Linked DNA regions of Homo sapiens: region 1 is linked to region 2. The links are chromatin loops, found by intact Hi-C in ENCODE. Cell type or tissue: psoas muscle. All regions are shown on one strand. Links, peaks and the distances in the headings refer to the core of each region. The heading gives the core; the rest is flanking DNA.

The links. Peaks named below come from ENCODE experiments on the same cell type or tissue, not always from the same donor. Only the 100,000 strongest peaks of a DNase experiment are listed, where the experiment ranks them.
Region 1: a loop joins it to region 2, with 1.9 times the contacts of the local background. A loop is called at or near these places in 2 of 110 quality-filtered maps.

What each region holds. Positions count from the first base shown.
Region 1 is chr6:108,757,239-108,765,570 of GRCh38, reverse strand. LINC00222 (long intergenic non-protein coding RNA 222) reads right to left here. Exons shown (of 5, transcript NR_033376.1): 2 at 6,026-6,153; 3 at 5,168-5,269. Among named protein-coding and RNA genes, the nearest start is that of LINC00222, 9.8 kb to the right of the region's middle. In psoas muscle, for the core only: no CTCF peak of the experiment used is centred there; a DNase peak (open chromatin) is centred at 5,040; H3K27ac peaks cover 1,276 bases.
Region 2 is chr6:108,693,755-108,702,086 of GRCh38, reverse strand. No RefSeq gene overlaps it. Among named protein-coding and RNA genes, the nearest start is that of LINC00222, 54 kb to the left of the region's middle. RefSeq lists enhancers at 2,279-3,085, 2,313-3,512. In psoas muscle, for the core only: no CTCF peak of the experiment used is centred there; DNase peaks (open chromatin) are centred at 2,496 and 4,336; H3K27ac peaks cover 928 bases.

The sequences.
Region 1 (8,332 bases), core at 321-8,320, 63 kb before region 2:
TAGGGGCTTCACACCATTTTCAAGGTGAGCAACTGTATTTATTACCATGTGTTGGCTGACAGAGGGCTATAGCTAGTAACAAAATTATTCTTCACTCACATTCACCTCGACACTTCAAGCATCTCTGTCCAAACCCAGCTAGATCCTTCCCCTCTACACCTGCCCAGCTCACCATGATGGGCTGGACACGGTCAAACCTGGGCATGAAGAGACGTGGGTCACAATGCTGGTTCCACTGTGTTAATTCTTTGACCTTGTTTGACAAAAGCCATTTAATTTCCCTGAGCCTCAGTTTTCTCACCTAAAATAGGGGACCACACCACCCTACCTTACAGGATTGATTTGAGCATCAAAGGAGACAATGAATACAAGGGTTTGTTGTTGTTGTTGTTGTTGTTGGCAAACTCCCCAGTACTTTGCAAAGGTAGGTATACTATTATTATCAGATGGGTATGGAGAACTCTAAAATGAGTCAGTACCACTTAAAATTCCTTTTTAAAGCAGTTCATTGCATCCTAACCTATTTATTCATTTCTCTTTTTTTTTCTTAAAGTCCCAACAAAAACTTAATATGAAGACTGTATGCAGGGATAGCACTGAATACAAATTAACCATTCAACGTTCTTTAGTCCCTCTGGCAGGGAAATGATCCACCTATTAAAACACCCAGTCAGAGCTGGCACACACAGTGCTGATAACCCCAGCAGGCAATGACCTTGGCACCATTACAAGGGCAATATTTTCAAATGGATGAACTATTCCTGAACAAAGTGTCCAGTGTACTAGGAATAAACAGGCTTTTCATCAACCAAGGCTGTGTGTTTTCTGGTTCCAACAACCTTTCCCAGAGACAGTGCTGGAAAGGAGGGGGCACCAGGAAGCAGCACCTCCTCAGCAGCCTGCCCAGCGCACTCATCCCTCCTCCAGAATCCTATGACTGGGCAGGCCTCCACACCTCCATCCTCTCCTCTGATGGTTTCATGATTGCTTTTCTGCACTTTTGCAAAAGGAGAACCCGGTGCTGCCCTTGGTGACCCTGGTCAGACCTCAGCAGGTGGAGGATCAGCCCTCCCCATGGTGTAAAACGGAGTTCTGGAGCCTCATGAACAAGAACCTGTGGTAGAGAGTCACGTACGATGTCACCAGGTATCTGCGAGGCCAATTCTTTGAGAAGATGGGTGAATCGCCCAGGACAGTCCAAAAGAGGTCACACAAGAGGCAAACAAGATCCTTGAGACAAAATTCACAAGGAGAGGAAGGACGGACTCTGGATCCACTAGAATGAAGCACACGTGCAAAATGCAACGGGAAAAACTTGCTTCTTCACCTAAGCCAAGGAGGCTGTAGCTGGCCCTTTCAGCTGTTTGTTCTTTCATTCATTCTACAAATGTTTATTGAGCACCTACTGTGTACCCAACACTGTTCTGTGTTCTGGAGACACAGAATAAACAAGACAAAGTCCCTGCCTACCTTACATTCTGGTGCCAGTAGACAAACAATAAAGTAACTGTCTAGGTAGTGATAAGTGCTAAGAGGCACAGGGAGTGTAGAGCACGAGCTGACATCAGGGAAGGCCCCTCTGTTAAGGTAAATTTGACCAAAGCTTTGAAGGCAGTGAGGGAGCAAGTGATGATTTTCTGGGCCAGCATATTCCAGGCAAGAGCGGGATTCAAACAGCAAAGAAGAGGGTGTTACAGGAATGGATTGAGCCAAGGAGAGTCCAGAGAGATGAAGGCAGAGGGGCAACAGGGAGCCTGTGAGCCACCTTCAGCACTTTTAATTCCAAGTGATCTGAGAAAATACTGGCGGAGGGGGAGGGTTGAAACAGAAAAGTGAGACAATTTGATTTTTGTGTATGAAGCTCATGCAGGGTGCTCAATTAAGACTATAAAGAAGGCAGAAAAGAATGTGAACAGCGAGACCGTGAGGAGGAGAGCAGAACAACCCAAGGAGGAGACGGTGGCGGTGGCTCAGACCACGACAGCAGCGTAAGAATGAGCTGAGAGTCTGGATGTTGTTAGGGTAAGACCTGCAGAATCTAATAACAGGATATGAGAAATGAGCGAGACTCAAGGATTAGTCCACAGTTTCTTTTGCTGAAGCAATTGGAAGGAGAGAGTTAACATTTACTGGGAAGAGGAAGGTTATGGGTGAAGTAGGGTGAAAGGCATCAGGATATGGTTTTGGGTATGGTTTGGGATACGTTAAGTTTGAGGTAGCTATTAGACACCAAGGGGAGATGTCTAGTAGCCTGTGGATCAAGCAAGTCTTAGGTTCAGGCTAGAGATGTAAGCTTGGAAATCATCACTGTAGAGAAGATATTCAAAGCCAAGAATGAGATTGATATTAACAAAGGAGTGAGTACTGAGAGAGAAGAGATCCAAGGACTAAGTCCTGGGGCAATCTTACACAAAGAGGACTTAGCAAAGGATACTAAAGTGAGTTAAATAATTTTTTCTTAAAAAAACAACCTAGAGAATATATAAAGAAAATTTCTCAAAAAGTAACCATTGATCAACTTTGCCAAATGCTGCTATTTGGTCACAAGTGACAATAACTAAGAATTGACTATTGGATTTAGAAATTTGGAGGTCCCTCGTGACTTTATTAGGGCAATCTTATTTCTCCAATGAATAACCCCTGAATCAATAACTTAGTACAATAAAAAGCTTCTATCTCACTCATCTCACAGTCCAGTCAAGTATTTGGCAGGTGGCCTTCTTTGTGATTTGGGTACCAGGTTCTTTCCATCTTCAGTGCACACCTGCCATGGTTCCCTTGGAAAGGGAAGGAGTGGTCCATATAGAAGCACACCTGAGCTCTGGTGCTTCAGCCTGAAGCTGGCACGTTGACCCACTGGAGTTCCCATGACAAGAACTAGTCACACAGCCTCATTTAGAGGCAAAGTAACTGGGAAACATCATTTGGTTGTGTGCCCTGGAAGAGGAAGTGGTTTGGTGACCATCTAGCCAGTTTCTCTCACAATGACCTTGGCAAGAGCACTTTTAGAGGAGGGTGGAAACCAAAGACTGATTGAAGGGAGTTCAAGAGAAAAAAGGGAAGTAGAGAAATAGGGTGGTAGCTAAGGCAGGTTTGGGATCTAGAGAGGTGTTTTGTTTCTGGTTTGTTTGTATGATATTGGAAATGATCCTGTAGAGAAGAGACAACTGCTGGAGGGATGTCCTTGAGTAGGTGACAGAGAAAGGGACCTAGCTCAGTGTCATGCATAAGAATGCCTTGGAGAGCCCATTGAAACAAGTTCTGGGGCCCCAACTCAGACATTCTTTTTTTTTTTTTTTTTTTGACAGAGTCTTGCTCTGTTGCCCAGGCTGGAATGCAGTGGCACAATCTTGGCTCACTGCAACTTCTGCCTCACAGATTCAAGCGATTCTCATGCCTCAGCCTCTCAAGCAGATGGGATTACAGGTGCATACCACCACGCCTGGCTAATCTTTGCATTTGTAGTAGAGATGGGGTTTCACATGTTCATCTCTAACTCCTGGCCTCAAATGATTCACCTGCCTTGGCCTCCCAAAGTGCTGGGATTACAGGCATGAGCCACTGCACCTGGCCCCGCCCCAGACATTTTGATTCAGCAGGTCTGGACTGGGGGTGGACAAGCTGCATTTTCTGACCATCCCCCAGGTGATACTGATGCAGTCAAGATTCAGGCCCACACTGAGTATTGCTGACAGGCGCTTGGGAAATTCATTCCTTGTCCAAGGCGGGAAGGCAGAGCGGGTAGGCACAGATGGAGGTGGGAGTACAGGCGAGGGTGGGAAGATGGGAACTTGGCAGCCACTTATTTTACTATCTCAGTGAATTTGGAAGCAAGGTCATCAGGTGAGGGTGAGGATAGGGGAGGACATGTTGTGAATTTGAGCGGGGAGAAAATATGAAATCACTGTCTTGGAGAGTATGAGAATAAGTGGTGCAGGGAAATGAAATAGAAGGGCCAGCCAAACACCAGGACCCACCTGCAGCTAGTGAGGCTGAACTTAGAGTGAGACCAGTCAGCTGGGCAGGTACACACAGTGGGCAGACAGTAGGATTCAGCCAGGACTGTGGTCTTACCAGGCAGGTACAACAAAGGAGAGGGGGTCAAGGGAGTTGACTGTGTATTGATGGGAGGGATGAAGGCCCCAGATCGCAGCATCTAAGTGGGTACAGAGGGCAGGGAGGACTTGCAGGTAGCAGCGAGGAACAGTGAAAAGATGGCAGATCAGTCAGTTGTGGGTCCCAGTAAAGCTGAAGAATCACTGGAGAGGGAAGACTGAGTGGGATGGGAACTGTGTTAGGAGAGTGGGATGTTTGAAGTCAAGATAGTACAGATAGCACAACTGGGAGTAATGACACAGTCAAGGGAACGGCCATAGGGGTGAGTGGCCGCAATGCCATAAAGGACAAGATTGGTGGAGAAGAGCAAGGAGAGGAACCAGGAGGCTGAGTATTGGAAGGATTGTGTCTGTGGATAATGAAATTGCCAAGGATCATTATCAAGAGTATTATTGGAAAGAACGCTGAGAGCTGTTGTTTCCAAACCCTCCTTCCAGAACCTAGTGCTCTAAGGAGGGGAAGAATTTCTGAAATATCAGCTCTCAGCCCACAAGCAAAAATATCCCCAGAGTCTCCTTCAAGTGCTAATTGCAAAATAAACAGAAAGCCAGCAGGGGCTGCCTAGGGAGAAGTGGAAACAGCAGAGGAGCATCCCCTAGTTGGCCAGTGTTTGCCTCCAAAGAGCCCAGCTTCCCCAGCTGCTCTCCCTGCTTAATGTGAAGAATTAAGAGTGGTGGCAAGTGGCTGGGGGCCCTAAGGTGACTCATCACAGCCAGCCAGGCCTCAGTACATTTCTGCATGCATTTTATGTGGAATCCTAGGCTGCTGGTTGATGACATCTTAGATTTCATATTTAACTGCCGTGCGTGTTCTAGTGCAGAAAAGACTAAGTATAGACTTGGAATTGGGAAATCTAAAAGGAATAGCAAAGCAGCCTCAGTGGCCAGTGCTGGAGGGGGTGTGAAGAGCTAAGGACGTGGACGCATGGCCAAGAGGAGATTATCTCTGTCCACTCCTGCCGAGGACCTTGCCCCGGGATGGGGGTGCCAGGAGAGAAAATAGCAGCCCCAGTGCACTATTGAAGATAAACAGCTTCCCTCCCTTCACTTACCAGAGTGGGACTGCGGTTCCCCTGGTCTTCTCTGTGTGGGAGCAGCAGTGGATTCTGCCCAGAGCTGTGGAGCCAGTTCCTCTTTGCCAGATCAGACCCAGCCTTGAGACAGAGAGAGGGCCAGGCTCCCTTTTAGCCTCTCCCTTTACCCTCCAGGCCCAAGAAGCCCAACAGAAAAACTGGCCCCTTCCCCTAAGTCAGTCATGGCTGCCGATCAGTGTCTGAGAGGTAGGGCAGTGCAATGCTTGGATCACACGTGAATCCCATCAGCAGCATATGTAATGAGAGTTAGAGGTGGGAAGCACGGGCAGGAGCGACTTACATCCAAAGTCACCTGTGGTTATCTCTGGGTGATAGGATTATGACGACTTTTCCATTTTCTTATCTGTATTTTCTAAATTTTCTATAATTAGTATGCGTTACTAACACATGTACAAAAACGACTAATAAGCTTGTTTTGTTTTTTGTTTTTGTTTTTGAGACAGAGTCTTTTTCTGTCGCCCAGGCTGGAGTGCAGTGGCGTGATCTTGGCTCACTGCAACCTCCACCTCCTAAGTTTAAGTAATTCTCCTGCCTCAGCCTCCTGAGTAGCTGAGACTACAGGCACCTGCCACCACACCCGGCTAATTTTCGTATTTTTAGTAGAGATGGGGTTTTACCATGTTGGCCAGGCTGGTCTCAAACTCCTGACCTCAGGTGATCCACCTGCCTTGGCTTCCCAAAATGCTGGGATTGCAGATGTGAGCCACTGTGCCCAGACTGTTTTGTTGTTTAGAAAACACTTAGCTGGATGGGTTACCCTTGAAAAGGGGCACACCAGCCTTAAAAGATCATTCAGCCAAACACCCAAAGACTCACCTAGCACACAGCTGGAACCGAAATTCAGCATATGGTGCATAACACAGGCACCAAGGATTCGGGGTTAGCATTACCTGGCAGTCACATCCTCTTCACTTCACAATTACAGATAGCTGGATCCCCCAACCCTGTGAAGACAGAACAAAGAAGCATGGGAGACGGTGGGCTTCTCAGGGAAGAGAACCCTTAGCATCCCCTCCAGTCTGTAATTCTCTCTCTCACCTCAGCGGTGTTGACTGCAGCATCTTGTGTGGTTTATGTGCCTTGCGAGCCAAGGCCAGTGTTACCTTGTTGCTGGCCAGTGTAACAAGGGGGACCTTGGGCCACCAGCCTGAACTAGACTTCATTTTCCCCACCTGGTCTGGGTTGTCATATTTGGGTGCAGTACTGCAGATGCTGCATTAGCTTTGACATGAGGTTTGAAATCAGGTTCAAAGACCTGCAGTCTAATATAAACACAAAATGACCTCAGATAAGGGCAGGCCGTAGATAAAACTGTTAAAGAGGTCAGGTGTAGTGCCTCATGCCTTAATCCCAGCACTTTGGGAGGCAAAGGCTGGTGGATTGCTTGAGGTCAGGAGTTTAAGACCAGACTGCCCAACATGGTGAAACCCCATTTCTACTTTAATACAAAAAAATTAGCCAGGCGTGGTGGCGCACGCCTATAGTCCCAGCTACTTGGGAGGCTAAGGCAGGAGAATCGCTTGAACCTAGGAGGTGGAGGTTGCAGTGATCAGAAATCGCGCCACTGCACTCCAGCCTGGGTGACAGAGCAAGACTCTGTCTCAAAAGAAAAAAAAAGAAGCAAACCTGTTAAAGAAATAAGACGTATCTTTGGACATTTCCCTAAAAAGGAAAGAGTGACTTCTTAGCAGGGCACCTCACTTTCTAGGGCTGCATGCAAGTGCCCACTGCAGTACTTTCCCATCCTGGGTCCCTGTCCTTAGGGGTCTCTTCCTGGATGAGTGCCCTAATCTGAGAGACACATTCCCATGTGGCAGTAGCCATGTGTGTTCACACCTAGCCGTATAATGAAACTATATCTTAACCCAAGGCCTCTTTCTAGAAAGACATGGCCTTACCCCAATAAACAAAATGCTAAGGACAGAAAATTTAGGTTGACCTGTAGGATGATAATAGGGAATTTTTAGGATAGAGTGAAGGGTTAGGAGTCCCCCTAAAATAATGACCCTTTACTTAAATATGTCTCTGTCAACAGGAACATTGACTCACTGGAAGATTAAACTACCTTAAATCTTTATGGAGCAACAAGAGATTTTTTAAATGAAAAAAAAAAAGGAGGAAAGAGAATAAAAAAGGAAAAAAGAAAGAACTAGTAGGACAGGGGACTGATTTTTATTATTTTTATTTTTTATTTATATGGACATAGAGTGTGAAATGAAAGGGGACTGTTTTAAAAACACACATCCACATTCTTTCATTCGCTTTTCTCCTTCATCCTATGCATGGGGCAGTATGATATGGTATTTAGCCTTCCTTGAAGATGAGCTTCAAGTCTTATATTTTAAATAGTATTTTCTAGACAGCTGTTGTTAAAGTGTGGACCAGGGAACCCTGGGGGTGCTTGAATTAATCTTATTTGTTTTTTCATTTTTTTAAAAAGCCTTTTAAAAAATATAGAGATGGCGGGGGGCGGGGGGGGGTCTTCCTATGTTGGCCAGGCTGGTCTTGAACTCCTGGGCTCAAGGGATCCTTCTGCCTCAGCCTCCCAAAGTGTTGGGATTACAAGTGTGCGCCACTATGCCTGGCTCTCGAATCCATCTTAGGACATTCTTGAGGTCAAAACTCTTTTTGTAATAATACACAATTTGCCTTTTTTACTCAATTGAGTTTTCCACAGGGCACATGATATGTCATGACATCATTGCATCAAAAAGGCTTCTATGGTCCCAGAAGTTGGGGAAATGTTTTAGACTCTTTAGAGAATTTATAATGTCTATTAGCATATTAAAGGCTCTGAGAAGTTCCGTAATATAAAACCTGTTTAACTTGGTTTAATGTAACTGCAAATTTATTTGGTCATAGCATTTATTTTTGTTTTGGTTAGTTTGTTCAACACCTGTTGCTATCATATTTTGGGAAATGCTCCTCCAGGGGTAAGATATTAAGCCAATATTCCTCTGACCAAGGAGTTTTATTAGAGATCTCTCATCTGGACCTGATGTAAACAAGTCAAAGAATGGGCTACGTTAGTGTATTGGTATATTGGAGTGGTCAAGAATAGAGCCGGACTGCCTGGGATCAAATCCCAACTCTGCCACTTACTATCTGAGACTTTGGGCAAGT
Region 2 (8,332 bases), core at 284-8,283:
TCCCATCAGGCCTGTAAGGCTGCCACGAGTTCTGCTCAGCTGCTCAGCAACTGCTAGTGCTTCAAAATCAGAAAATGCCTCATGGGAAAGCAGTTGCAGTTGTCAAACCATTCACCTCTCTGTTTCCCTTCTCTATAGCTCATTAGACATTATCCGGGATCTCAGATTACAGGGAATGCAGAGGCAAAAAGGTAATCTCCAAGCCTCAAACTACTTCCCCACTAGTCTTTTTCCAGTGGCACTATTAGCAAAATTAGTTACCAGCATAAGGCTCACAATAAACATGGTTTCCTTCCACTGTGTGCTTCCTAGTGGTGGTGATGAAATGTCTAAAGTAAATAACAGAGAAGTAACAGGAGAGTGAAGAGGAGGAGGATTTGAAATCAACAACAACAACAACAAAGAGCTTGTGTCAACTGTTCCTCGGTGTCAAGAATCAGCTTTATTTGCATTCAGTAGACATCAAAAAATTGCAGGTTTAAGCCACTGAAATGAGCTAAGTGACAGATTTGAGGCAAGAACGGAATGGGGGCAGTATGGCATTTTTGGCCTAAGACCCTATCCAAGAGAAGTAAAGAGGAGATTTAGGCTATTTGCCCAGAAAAGCAGAAATATATGCCAAACACCAGCCATGGAACATGGAAATCCCACGCCAACTTCAGCTCTCAGCCAAACACTCTCCAAGGCCTGACACTCCTCACACTCTGACTCCTCTAGCCCAGGCAATAAACAGTGTGTTCCTCATTCTTGCTACTGGACAAAATTCTATTATTTCCCTCTATACTTCCCAAAACTTCATTTCTGCCAGTGGAAGCAGTATGAGGTATGTGAAGCATAGTCTCTAGAATAAGCCTACCTTGGTTCAAATCTTGGCCCTGACACCTGGGTGATCTTAGGCAAATCATTTAACGTTTCTGAGCTTCATTCTCCTCATTGTGAAATGGGGATGATGATAATAATAGTTTTCAAGATGACATAAGATAATGCTAGTATAGTGCTTGAAAAAAAAAAAAAAGCAAAATAAATACAGGCTATGGCTATTCCTTAACTTAATTCAGGGTTCAGGAGTATATACGAAGATCTTACATGGTTCTCACCTATTGGTTCCTACATTTGAGAGGCAGCCTCAGGAGTGTTATAGGAGGGAAAAGGAGAGATAAAAAACAGGAGAGGTTCCTTGGCTTATAGATGCATGGGTAGGCATAAGTTTAATCCAACAATAATGAGGTTCCCCTAAGGCTGGTATCTAGACCTTTCTGGAGAAATGCTGTAAATTGATAAATATGAGATGTCATTAGTCAGGTGTCCTGTTTTCACTCTTCCCTGGGAGGGAGCAGGTTCTGTTTCAGGTACATCCCAGGTCTCAACTTCCCCCACCTGCCCCCTCCAGAAACCCTGAGGCCAGATGGCCTTAGGTTGATTATGAAGTCAATGATGCCTCACCACCCTTACGGTCAGAAGGACACCTCCACGGAGCACAGGGGCCTTCTGCTCATCAAAATCTCTACTCAGTAACAGTGCTAAATATCAATTATTTAGCTCTTAGTGTGAATTGACTGTATGTCATTTTACTTACATACATCTGCATTTTATATCTTACCTTTACTCTGGAATGAAAAGTTTGTGCCCCCAAGAAAGCCAAGAGACAGCAATAAGAAGGGGAGAGAGCCAGTGCACAGCCATCGTGTCCTAGGTCAAAAGTCCCATCCCCACTTCCAGTTCTCATAAGGTATGTGGCTTTGGGTAATTTATTTTCCCTCTCTTGTCCTCAAAACCCTAATTACAGGGTCTCTGAAGTCTCTTCCAGTCCTAAAAGCTGTTCCACCGATGGTGGTTTTAGTTGGAGGATCTGAAGGGGCCCAGAAATAACACGAGGGCAGATACAGTCAGCCCATACCCTAGCTGACCCAGACAACTCTGAACACCCACCAGTGTGCCTCACCCCCAGCCCCAAGTGAGGCCCCCTTCACCCCACCTTCAGGGCAGGGCCTCACCTGAGCCAGGCTGCGAGGGTGGTGGTATCCCAGGCCCCAGTCCAGCCTCACTGTACAGCCCCCTCCTCTACCCTCCCAATCCCATTTCCTGTCTAGCAGATTTATAGTGCAGTTCAAAGAAGGAAGGACGATATAACAGCTTTCCTGCTCCCTCCCTCTCCCAACTGATTTAGTCTAACTGGCTCAGTGCCAAGCATTTTGCTCTCCACAGCCTCTCATATGTAAAAATACCCCAGGCCCCAGCCCTCCTGCCAGGAACATGGCGTCAGCTTCCAAACCCACCGGTCAGGCCTTCACTGGTGGGCGGGAAGGAGGCTGCCCTGTGAGGCGCTGGAGTCTAATTAAGTGCTGAGGAAGCAAACCATGGGCTTTAATTTTAGCTCTGAAAATAGCAAGGGCCTAGGACTCCTCTCTCTGGCCTGAGCTGTGATGAGAGTTGCCTCCCTCTGCCTGCTCGGTGGGGAGGAGAAGAAAGGATTCAGAGGGTGACGACAGCGGGAGGCCAAGGAGCCAGGAAGCAAGTGGGAGGAACGGGCTTCAGGGAGAAGGGGACGCAAGGCCAAGCCTGGGTCCATGGGACATGCCACACCCGCCACATCTGCTTTATCCCTACTTCGCATCCTAGCCCGAGTCTAGAGTGCATGGACACTCAGGAGTTCCGAGTTGCGCCAAAAATACCTCCAGAGCCCCGTGTGGCTAAGAATGCTAAGCTCTGGCCAACGTTGAGGTAATTCCCTGGGAAGATAATAGAATATGCATCACAGTTCCATACACTAACAGCCTCTGAGGCAATGAGGGTGAGGAAAAGCATTGACAAATGGACAGGTGATCATCAAAACTGCTGCGAACCCACCGAATGGCTCACTGGCCCAGCTGGATGTCACACGGGCTCCTGGCATCCTCCTGCCCACCTCCCTGTGTGGAAGGAGAGAAGTCAGCCTGCCCAAGGCAACAGGCAAGGACACAACAAATCAAGGGGCAAGATGGGAGAGGGTGCTCATGCCCAGGGGGTGGAACGTGGAGGGGGCCATTGGCTTTGCCCGTTGGGTCACTTGTCAGTCACTCACCGTGTCCTAGCTCTTCTCACACTATATTATCATTACCGTCCCCCTCCCACATTAGACCAGGGGGCATAAGCTGCATCCTTGGGACAGGGGCTTTATGTTATCCCCTCCCTTCCCCACTCCCCAGCACATTCTGGGCATTTACTTGGCTGAAATGCTTTTGTTTCTTTGCAGCCTCCCCTTTGTAACAGCCGGCACCCAATTTGCTTTATATGGTCATGAGCCCTCTTACCTGCAGCATCAAATGGGAGGCATGAAGCCACGATAAAGAACAAGCAAAGTGAGCTCCGTGAACGGGCTTTCCCAGGCTGCCTTCTGCACACATGAGCCTACCCAGAGGGGACACAGAACAGGGATGAGGCCTCTTGCATCTGTGGGGGCTATGAAGACAAATGTTATGTGTACCTAAAACTAAACCAGCACTCACTGCTTCCAGGAAGAGTTGGAATAAAAAGGAAGGAGAAACTCACCGGAAATGAAACTCAAAGGCCAGGAGTGAGGGCGGTTACCCGCCACACTCCTGTGAGAGCCTACCCATCATGGCGAAGCTGGAGAGTGGGCAGATCCTTTCCCAGAGCCCCTCCAAGTCACCTTGGAGATACCATCAGACTTCCCTCTTTTCTTCAGATTTCTTCAACCACTCCACAGACATATTTAAAGCACCTGCCACAGCTGTCTGGTAGGCACAATGTGGAAATAGCCAACCACCTGGGGTGCTGGAGGGGAGACCACCGAGGGCTGAGGGGGACAGGGCTGACCCTGGGGGTCACGGAAGCCTCTGCCTCTAGAGGGGGTGGAGGTTACTGGGGCCTGCTCCAGGTAGAGCTACCTCTCCCTCTCCCTCTTCTCAGCCTGGCATCTCTACCCCCCATGGGTGCTGTCACTCTGAGCACCTCTCACTCTCCAGAGTGCCCCTGGCACCCTGGTCTCCCTGCTTTTTGGCTCTCAGGAGTCTGCTCAGGGCCCAGCTGGCCCTAACACAGCGCGTTTCTCTCAGCAGAGTCTGAAGCCAGAATACAGGCGACATGTAAGAATAATGCCAAGGACAGGAGAGGATGGGGCGGCCGAGGAGAAGCACCACGTTACCCTCAAGCCCTACCCTGTGGGCAGCTGTCCCCACCCCGGCTGTGCTTGTGGAGATATCTCCGTGTGGCCAAACCACAAGGCCCCCATTTGGAGGATCCCATTTTCTAACCACCTTGGCCCAACATCAATAACAACATTGCCCCATAAGAAGCCGCGAGGCATTTCCTCAGGGAACCACCAGCGCCAGGGCTCAAAGACCAAGTCCAGACACTAGGAACTCCCCTCAGGAGTGTAAAACCGAGTTCAGAAATAAGAAAAACAAAGTTTCCAGCCCAAGTCTCCTCCATGGGAGACACCCTCAGCGCCCCTCCTCACAGCTGCTAGGCCTCCTCCTCGGGCCGGCCCCTCATTAGGAACTAACAGTCCCAGCCATGCCAGCCTCCAGGCCTCCTTGTTAACTCCTTGGTTTCCCTTAGTGCTGCCAGGAGAAAATTAGGCCTCAGAAATCCTGAGCAGTACTGAGAGGCAGAGAGCACCTACCACAGATGGTTAATGGTGTGTACATTCTATGGTTTCTCTTAATAAACCAAATTAATAATAATTGCTGCCATTTATAGAGTGCCTCTTATGCTTTACCCACTTGCATTATGAACTCTTCTGCAGCCTCTCATGTTTGCAACAACACTAGAAGGTAGGAATTTCTTCGCCTATCCTATAAATGAGAGCATGGAGGCTGTGTAGCTGGCAAGCAGATGTGTGGTTTAAACTCAGCTCTGTTCTGTTTTTCGCCCACCTTATTACTTACTTTGAGCAAAACTGGATTCTAAAATGTGCAGATTAAAGAGCTGACCACTACCCTTGCATCGTCCATCTGCAGAAGTTTTACATCTTTTTCTTTTCCTTTTTTTTTTTTGAGATGGAGTCTCACTCTGTCTTCCAGGCTGGAGTGCAGTGGTGTGATCTCAGCTCACTGCAACCTCCACCTCCTAGGTTCAAGTGATTCTCCTGCCTCAGCCTCCAGAGTAGCTGGGATGACAGGTGCCTGCCACCATGCCCGACTGATTTTTGTATTTTTAGTAGAGACGGGGTTTCACCATGTTGGCCAGGCTGGTCTCAAACTCCTGACCTCAGGTGATCCACCCACCTCGGCCTCCCAAAGCGCTGGGATTACAGGCATGAGCCACCGCGCCCGGCCAGAAGTTTTACATCTTTAAAACCAGAAAACACTGGGTTGAGAATGGGAAGAGTCAGGGGGTCTCCCCAGCCAAAGGGGCTTGTTGACTTTGAATAAGTACCAGCTGCCTTGAGCTTTTGAGCTTTGGCAACCTGATTTCAAAATGGTGCAAGTAAAAATAAAAATGTCTGCCTTTCTTCCTTCTTGGGCTTGTTGGAAGATCAAATAGATCCAGTCCGGCAAAAACATTGTAAGCTGAAGAGAGCTGTGAAGAAGGATGATGCCACCGGATGACTCCCCTGTGGGGGACGCCACAATGGAAGGCGTGGGGCACACCACAGTGGAAGGCTAAGGTGCTCACTCAGATGGCTTCCCAGTGAGTTTTGGGGCCTGGTGTTCCAAGGGCCCTTTGTTTTATTTGTAAAAGATAGGCGCTGCAGCATTGTGAAGACCTGGTTGTTTTATGATTTTTGGAAGACCAGCAAGTTTGTCATAAGGTCAAATATGGGTCCTCCATGGCTGACCCTGGACTGTTAAATAGGTGGCCCATGGCAGAAACCATGTGTAGGCCATTTTCTTTGACCCACCACCTACTCCTTTTATCACATGGCCAATATACGAGATTCTCCTCTCCCAGAGAAAGGAATCAGTTCATTAAATTTGGATCATTGAGTTTATCACCAAAACCCAGAAACAACACAAATGTCCCTTGGTTGGGGAATGGATAAACAACCATGGTACATTTATACAACAGAATATCAACAATAAAAAGGAATTAAATACTCCTACATGCACTAACATGGATGAATCTCGAATGCCTTATGCTAAGTGAAAGGAGTCAGATTCGAAAGGCTATGGACTGTGTGATTCCATTTATATTACATTCTGGAACCCTCAAAACTCCAGGGTTGGAGAACAGATCAGTGGTTACCAGAGGTAAGTGTGCAGGAAGGGAGTGACCAGAACCGGGGAGCACAAAGGAATCTGGAAGACGGGATGGAACTGTTCTGTATCTTGGCTGTGGTGGCAGTTACACAACTCTATGCATTTGTTAAACCTCATGCAACTGGATACCAAAAGGTGTGAAGTTCACTGTATGTAAATTAAAACACTTTAAAAAAAAAATTAAAAAATAAACTACTTTTAGAAAATTAAAAAAAAATGGATCAATGAGAAAGTAGAGCATTTAACTGAGGAGGAAGCCCAGTCGTATCGCATAGTGTGGTAGGGGACAGCATGACACTGTGTAGCACAGGGAGCTGTGGTGTAGTGTACAGTGTTATGTGCAGCGTAGTATATACAGTAATGTGGTGTGTAGTGTAGTGTAGTGCACAGTCGTGTCATGTTGTGTCATGTGTATTAGTATAGGAATTTGGCTACTAGTCCTCTACCTAGAGTTGGCAACCATTACCTGGGGAAGGTGTTAAGAGTCCAGGGCCCCATGCCCCAGTGATCTGGTTCACTGGATCTGGGGTAAACCCAGGAGTCTGCATTTTAAACAAGCTTTCCAGGTTATTTTGATGCAGGTGGTTAATGGCCCACATTTTGAGGCCCACCATGAGGCCTTTCTTCATTATTTTGGGATTTATGCTTCATGAGCAGGCTTCTTTTATTCCTTGGTGTTTCTCCAAGGGCCCCTTAGACTCTCGTGCTTCATAGTGATCCCAGATGGGAGACATTCAGGTACGTGCTGGGAGCCCCAAGGGGTTGCCTGCATTCTAGCGGCAATAGGCTTGGCAGCTTTAACCGTCTGTTCCTCTGGGCCCACATCCTGAACATCTTTCTCCACTAACCTGTAATCTTGGAATTCACCCAGCTTCTTGGGAAGTGGTAGCTTTGGCCTCAGGGGATATTGCTGAAAGGAAATTTTGTTTCTCTGAAATGCTTTCAGTTTTCTCGAAGAAGAGAAAAAAAATCCCAAGCTAGAAGCAACGCCACTCTGGGATACCCCTAATTCTGAGCTCTAGAACCACTTTAGAGAAGGCAGGATACCAACCTGGGTTCAAATCTCAGTTCCATCACTTACCACTTGTGTGATGCTGGGCGAGTAATGTCATTTCTTAGAATCTCAAATATTTACACTCAAATTCTTACATTCAAATTTTTGACGTGTAAAATGGGACTGGTATCTATACTTGTTTTGCAGGGATCCCATGGGGCTTGAGAGATGCATGCTGAGGTCTTGGGAGGGGACTTGTTATAATGGCTGAACTTTCTAAAGATTCAGCAAAACAAAAACATATGTACATATACATACATACATCAATCTATAAAGTAAATATGGCATCATGTTAAGAGCTGTTGAATCTGGCCGGGCGCGGTGGCTCACTCCTGTAATCCCAGCACTTTGGGAGGCCGAGGCGGGTGGATCACGAGGTCAGGAGTTCAAGATCAGCCTGGCCAACATGGTGAAACCCAGTCTCTACTAAAAATACAAAAATTAGCCGGGCGCGGTGGCAGGTGCCTGTAATCCCAGCTACTTGGGAGGCTGAGGTGGGAGAATCACTTGAGCCCGGGGGGCAGAGGTTGCAGTGAGCTGAGATCACACCACTGCACTCCAACCTGGGCAAACAGGGCAAGACTCCGTCTCAAAAAAAAAAAAAAAGAGTTGTTGAATCTAGGTGATGGGTGTATGGCTAGTCATTCTTTCAACTTTCCTATATGTTTGAAATTTTTCATAATAAAATCAGAATAAAGAGATGATGAATATAAGCCATCAGCCCAGTGCCTGTCACTTGATAGGTCTCAGTTGGCTGGGGACCGGGGGAGGTAAGGATGGCAAGGCAGGCAATGGAAGGGGACAGACAGGAGAGGAGGAGGAGGAAGGGCTGCAGGCTGGCCCAGAGCTGGAGGAGCACTGAGGAGACAAGGAAGGGGCCCAGGAGTCCCAGCAATGCCCACCCTTGGGACAGTGTGGGTGTGAGAGCTGCCCTTCCTGTTCCCATCTTAAGGGAATCCAGGGGTGAGGGAGGGAGAGCCCCACTCTGGTTAGGAGGCTCTTGGTACGGTTCTTTCCTTTTCCTCAGGATTCTGGGAAGAGCAATCAGGCCATCTTCAGGTGTTCCAGGCCCTCT